2 separate regions of the Homo sapiens genome follow, and region 2 is linked to region 1. Evidence: chromatin contacts called from ENCODE Hi-C or POLR2A ChIA-PET data. All regions are on one chromosome and are shown on one strand. The core of a region is the stretch at or near the end of the contact, and the rest is flanking DNA. Distances in the headings are between cores, read along the strand shown. Region 1 holds the start of LDOC1 (LDOC1 regulator of NFKB signaling). Region 2 has its middle 21 kb from the start of SPANXC.

Region 1 (3,250 bases), core at 751-3,250:
GGCATGAGCCACCACGCCCAACCTTACATTTAACAATTTGAAGAGTATTTTTTGACTCTTTGTGCAGCGACAACTTCTGATTTTCATCTCAGCATCTTCACTCTGGGATGATTTTACTCGCCAAACATTAATGAAGCCTCTACTCTGGGCCAGAACTTTTCTAGGCATTAGGGATAGACCAGATAGCAAAAGCAGTGTTTGACTTATATATTCTAAAATGGAAGCAGATGATGAGCAAAGTACTGTATATACATACGACATGGTGGCCGGTAGCACAATAAATGTTATGTAGATAAATGAAGCAGAGTAAAGGGTTACAGATTGGGGGCAGAGAACAGGGTGCTCTGATAGGTCCGGTGGTCAGAAAAGTTCTCTCTGAAAGCAGTAGGAGGAGTCAGGCAGCCAACTGGGATGACAGCCTTGCAAGGCAGAAGGAATAGAAGATGCAAAGGCTATGAAGCCAGAACTGCTTGATGGGTGTGAGAATCAGCAAGGAGGACAGTGATTAGAGCACAGCAGAAACTGGGAAGAGGCACAGGATAGAAGGAGGGGCCTTGTAGGCCTTGGCTGCAACTTTGCTCTTTATTCTCAGGTGAAACTGTTGGAGGATTTTGAGCAGGAGAGTGAAGGGATCTTTTTTTTTTTCTTTTGAAACGGAGTCTCGCTCTGTAGCCCAGGCTGGAGTGCAGTGGCGCTATCTCGGCTCACTGCAACCTCTGCCTCCAGGGTTCAAGCAATTCCCCTGCCTCAGCCTCCCGAGTAGCTGGGATTACGGGCATGCGCCACCACGCCCAGCTAATTTTTTGTATTTTTAGTAGAGACGGGTTTCACCCTGTTAGCCAGGATGGTCTCGATCTCCTGACCTCGTGATCCGCCCGCCTCGGCCTCCCAAAGTGCTGGGATTACAGGCGTGAGCCACCGCGCCCGGCCCTAATTTTTGTTTTAAAGGATTCCCGTGGCTACTCTATGGAGAATATACTATAGGAAGAAAAGAGTGAAAGCTAAGTGATTAGTTGCAGCAGTCTGGGTGAGAAAGAAAGGCTAGGAATCAGGGTGGCAGTGGCAGAAATGACAAGACGTGATTGAATTGGCAATATATTTGAAAGCAGAGCCAACAATTCATGTTGGCTCTAGAATCAGGGATCCATTCAAAGTAGAAAAACAAAATTATTTAAAAACACAAACATCTTAACAGTTCATTTTTAAGTACAGAATAATACCCAGTGGCCAACGGCACTAATAGCAAGACAAGAAATAGAGAATCAAAGATATGTGGGATGCCTGCAATTGACTATTGGATGCTGATTTTGCAGAACTTTTTTATATCTTGTTACTTAGGTTTTGTGTGTGTGTGTGTGTGTGTGTGTGTGTGTGTGTGTATACCATATTATTTCCCTACTAAAGAAGTCACTGTTTAAATACTACCTTTTTCATGAAAGGCAGGACCCCCTGAGGGTCTTCATGATTCTAAAAGGAAGTGTGACTCCCACAGGGCAGCCAGCAGTGTCAATACTTCTCTGAGTGAGATTTAAATAAGAAAGAAAATGTGTTAATAAAACATCAAGCCAAGAGAATCTAGTGGCCACAGACCCACGAAGGAACACTGAGTTGTGCAAGCTACCTAGGTAGAAGGGTGGCTAATCCTTTCAGTTTGAACAAATTTACCTTCTCTGAGACCGGACTCAGCGCTCGCCAAGTCCTCTGCTAACGCAGGCCCCACAACTAGGAGCTAGGGGAGCCTATCCCAGCCTTTAACTGCCCGCCGAGAGACCTACCACAAGCCGGTGGTTCAGCGACCCAGCGCATCCTTTTCCTGGCCACGCCCTCTTTGTCTACACCCTTCCCATCCCGGCCACGCCCCCACGCCGCCGCGGCCCCCCCACTCCCAGCCTAGCCACGCCCCTCCCCCGTCGCGCCGGCGCACCGTCCGTCCGAATGGCCTCGTGGGCGGAGCTTGCGTAGCCTCCCGGACCCCGGCGCACACCGCCCCCCGCCCCCCGCCCCTGGCCACCAAGCGCCTCCGTGGACACGCACTTCCTGCGAGGGCTCCGTGCGCACCTTGGCCGAGCCGAACCGAGCCGAGTCCTGTCCTTCCAGGCCGTTCGCAATGGTGGATGAGTTGGTGCTGCTGCTGCACGCGCTCCTGATGCGGCACCGCGCCCTGAGCATCGAGAACAGCCAGCTCATGGAACAGCTGCGGCTGCTGGTGTGCGAGAGGGCCAGCCTGCTGCGCCAGGTACGTCCGCCGAGCTGCCCGGTGCCCTTCCCCGAAACGTTTAATGGCGAGAGCTCCCGGCTCCCCGAGTTTATCGTGCAGACGGCGTCTTACATGCTCGTGAACGAGAACCGATTCTGCAACGACGCCATGAAGGTGGCATTCCTAATCAGCCTCCTCACCGGGGAAGCCGAGGAGTGGGTGGTGCCCTACATCGAGATGGATAGCCCCATCCTAGGTGATTACCGGGCCTTCCTCGATGAGATGAAACAGTGCTTTGGCTGGGATGACGACGAAGACGACGACGACGAAGAAGAGGAGGATGATTATTAGGCCCTCGACCCTCGGGCCTCGGGGGGGAGGGCCCTGCACGCCGCCACCCCCTCCCCGCAGCCCTCACCCCGCCAGGAGCCACTGCTCTCCCCCTTGCCCTCCGGTCCCCTTACCTACCCGCGCCCGTCTGCTCTCTCTCTTCATTTCTCCGTAGTGCTTGTCTTTGTTCCAGGAATAGCGCTCCAGTTACCTGCTGCTGGGGTCGGGGCTGGAGCCTCACTCACTCGGAAGTGCTTGGAAGTGTCATCTACCCTGGCCATCCCCGGGATCCCTCCCCTGCTAATCTGAACTGTGTCCTGAACCCCAGCTATTGGCCAGGCCCCTGTTACAAACTGCGCAGACCACCCGTAGCCCTGCTGCTGCCACCTGCCCTGCTGCCAGGCTTACATCTTCCCAGAGAACTATGCTGCCACTTCACATCCACTCACCACATCCCACCTACAGACTACCACCTTTCGAGATCAGGACCAACCTGGAAAATGCCAGAGTTGGCTATGCCTTTTCAGACATTGATTTGGACAGCTCACCAACCCCTGAAGGGGCCGTTCAGCCTGGTTAGTTTTCTACCTACTCCGAGTGTCCTCCCCTGCCCCACCAGATTGCTGCAGGGGCGCGGTGTGCCTGGCAGCCAAATTGTTGACACTTCTTTTTTCCTATGCACTGGTTTTACACAGCTGTCATTTTTCTTTCAAAATTGCAGCA
Region 2 (3,159 bases), core at 655-3,154, 44 kb before region 1:
CTCCACTTGTCTTCAGTGGCTGTTTGAAGAATTTAAAAGAGTGAGACACCACTAGATCTCTGTGCCATCAGACAACCTAGGGTATTGGTTGAGACAGGTAAGCCTGAGTGTATGCTGAAAAGTATTTACTAGAGGATAGATGGGAGTGAGTTTCAGAAAACAGACTGATCTTGACAGTGAGCCTCTCTCCTACAGAAATCATTCATTGTGGGTAACTTTGGGAAGACAATGAGTTTTCATGTAAAGAAGGATGTTTTTGCTTTGGTTTTTGTTTTGTTTTGTTTTTGTTTTGTTTTGTTTTAGTTCTTGTAGTAAACTGATGGGAGGGAGAATGCTGGAACCCTTGTCAAGTCACTGATAGAAGGGGCTAACTGACCATACAAGCAATTGGTTTAGTGATATAATGTGCCAGAAAAGCTACACAGCTGAGCTGACATCTCCAGAATGAAACAATCGTCATTCCCACAGATAAGCATACAGCTGCTTTTCTGGCTTAGGTAGGGTCACGAATTTCATTTTCTTTTATTTATTTTAAACTTCATTTTATTTTCATGACATTGGAAAGATAAATATGATTCATACAGCTTGATGTTGTAGCTCAGGTGAGGCTATGGAATAGTAGCTGGCTTGCTGAGTCAATTAAGCAATAATTAATCACTTATTGACTGCAGAAACATACCAAGTTTATTTAAAGTTTGGTGTGATGGCAGCAGGGTATGTGTGTACAAATGTGTGTATGCGTCTGTAAAGTGTCTTCTCTGGTCTCCAGAAACCTAGAGATGAAATTGTGTTCCTGAAAATAGCCTGATTAAAATGCACTCTTTCCTGAACTCTTGTGGTTGTCTCATTGGTTTCCCACATCCACTTTTACTTATACTCATATCAGCCTGAGCAATTGGAGCCATTGGCCTGGAACACAAATCTGATTATGACATTCCACTGTTTAAACTCTCCAATGGCTTCAATTTTGTTGGAAAATAAAACTAAATTCTTTATGATGACATGAAATGACCATCACCATTGGCACTTGTCATAGCTTCCTTTACGCACCCTCACATAACCAAAAGATAAACTACACTGGACTGTTCCCAGAAAACAGCATAGGATGTTTAATTCCAAGCTTTTGAACATTCTCTTTTATTGCCTAGAATGCTGCTACTACCACACTCCATGAAGTCTTAACTCGAGTTTTAGCCTGGAGAAGCGTGAGTCTACTTTGAAAGACAGATACCCAAAATAGACAATTAGTCTTCTGCAGCAAAGCAGCAGATAAAGAGAATTGAAAATACCCTTGCAATGAACACCTAGTTAGTGCTGAACTAGATATAAAAAAGAATTCTTTCATGTACTTAGTTGAGATCGTAATTTCTGGTGTCCGAAATTAAGAAAAAACTGCTAAGTAAGAAGTATGTGAGTTAATATTAATGCTGTAACTACTACAGGGATAAGAATGATAAGGGGTTGTGGGTATCAGTAATATAAGAATTGGAGCTTTTGACATCCATCTGAGAACAGATTAGGCCTTTGGCTTATGGAGGAAAATAATTTGAAGTAAAATCCTGGCTTAAAGACAGGAACCTTGAAGGTCTGCATCTTTGGCTAAATGATGAGGTATGGGGGAATAAAAGAAATGACAAATTAAGATTCCTAACAATCCAGGGATACGACAAGTGAGAAATTTTGTGTTTTCATGTCTCTGGGTAGGAAAAAACCGTGAAAATATCTCTTCTAAAAATTCAAAGCTCTAGGTCTGTGCCACATGTGGATATGAAACTACACTCCACCTGTGTGATGCAGGAAACCTCAAGCCAAGAAATTGGCATAAAATTGGAAATAAACTGCCTTTATCCCTGGACATTGGCAAACATGAAATCATCCTGAAAGAATTTGCCTCCAGTCCAGATGACTCACAGCTTCCTGAAACTACTCATAGACATATAATAGTGAAACCGCAGACCAACAACAGGGGAACAATCCTTTCTTTTTTTTTTTATTATACTTTAAGTTTTAGGGTACATGTGCACAATGTGCAGGTTAGTTACATATGTATACATGTGCCATGTTGGTGTGCTGCACCCAGTAACTCGTCATTTAACATTAGGTATATCTCCATTTGGGGAACAATCCTAAGAGCTACCAAGGGAGGGAGAAGTTCACCTAACAAGAAGTAATATACCATTACATGGGTGTAAGTTTCTCAAAAGCAGTAAAAGAAGCCAAAAGACAATGAAATCATTACTTCAGGCAATGGAAGAAAGTAATTGCAAACCTAGCAATCTGTAACTGACTGATTATAATGTAAAAATGAACATACATTCAGATAAAGAAAGACTGAGAGGTCACCAGATTATAGATTTTGCTATAATGTTAATGGAACTACTATATAAAAATAAAAATTACACTCAGAGGAAGGACTGAGATGTAACAAGCAATGGTGAAAAAGAAGCTGATAAATACGTGGGTAATTTAAGCATGAGCTACATAAAACAATAACTGTAGCTTAACTTTAGATGGGCATAAAATGAAATGGAATTAAAATACTAGACATCTAAGAAGGGAAGAGGATGATCTCTGTAAAAAGTGATCTAAGAACTTTATTGTGCAAAAGGGGAGTAGAGGCACTGATAAGTTTAGAGTTTAAGTCACTTCTTTAAAATCTCAAAATTGATGACTAAAACATTAGAAATAAAATGTGAAAAAAAGGAAAACAGAAATGGATGAAATGTATTATTTATATGCTAATGGAGGAAAATGTAACAAAGATGAGCAGATTAGTAAATAGAATGCAAGAAAGGAGGGAGGTAAACTGAAGCAAAGAGAGAATCTAGAAAGAAATGCAAAAAGAAAATGGTACAAATATATTGAAATATATCTGTCATCACAATAAATGTAAATGTCCTTAATTGTCAGTTAAAATCAATGGTCTTATATTGCATATAAAACATGTAGCCATATGTTGTTTATAAGAGAGATGATTAAAATGTAAAGACCTTGAGACGTTTAAGATAAAGGAATGGAAGAAAACAAATCAGGATTAATGTGCCATGGGTATATTAATATCAATATTAAGCAAAACAGAATTTAGACAAAAGAGCATTTTTAGTTATATGATAATGCTAAAATGTATACTAAAGAGATATTAGTGGGAATTTATAAGCA

What was found. Hi-C counts contacts between places; a loop is a spot of excess contacts on that map. ChIA-PET counts read pairs that join two places held with the same protein, here RNA polymerase II (POLR2A). Pooled maps may share reads with other maps.
Region 2: a loop to region 1 is called in a map of endothelial cell of umbilical vein, with 4 times the contacts of the local background. The contact joins the enhancer-like site here to the promoter of LDOC1 in region 1. A Hi-C loop is called at or near these places in 3 of 168 maps with a recorded cell type or tissue (PC-3, endothelial cell of umbilical vein and mammary epithelial cell) and 1 of 50 pooled maps. POLR2A ChIA-PET finds 5 or more read pairs at or near these places in 1 of 52 experiments (HEK293).

The regions. Positions count from the first base shown.
Region 1 is chrX:141,175,879-141,179,128 of GRCh38, reverse strand. It overlaps LDOC1 (LDOC1 regulator of NFKB signaling), which reads left to right and starts at 2,000. Exons shown (of 1, transcript NM_012317.4): 1 at 2,000-3,250. The coding sequence starts at 2,108. The coding sequence ends at 2,548. RefSeq lists an enhancer at 2,436-2,935.
Region 2 is chrX:141,219,541-141,222,699 of GRCh38, reverse strand. No RefSeq gene overlaps it. Among named protein-coding and RNA genes, the nearest start is that of SPANXC, 21 kb to the left of the region's middle. Within about 2 kb of position 1,904, at least 3 of the 41 ENCODE cell types and tissues checked have a DNase peak (open chromatin) inside an H3K27ac peak, as active enhancers do; they include PC-3 and endothelial cell of umbilical vein, where a contact is called at or near this core.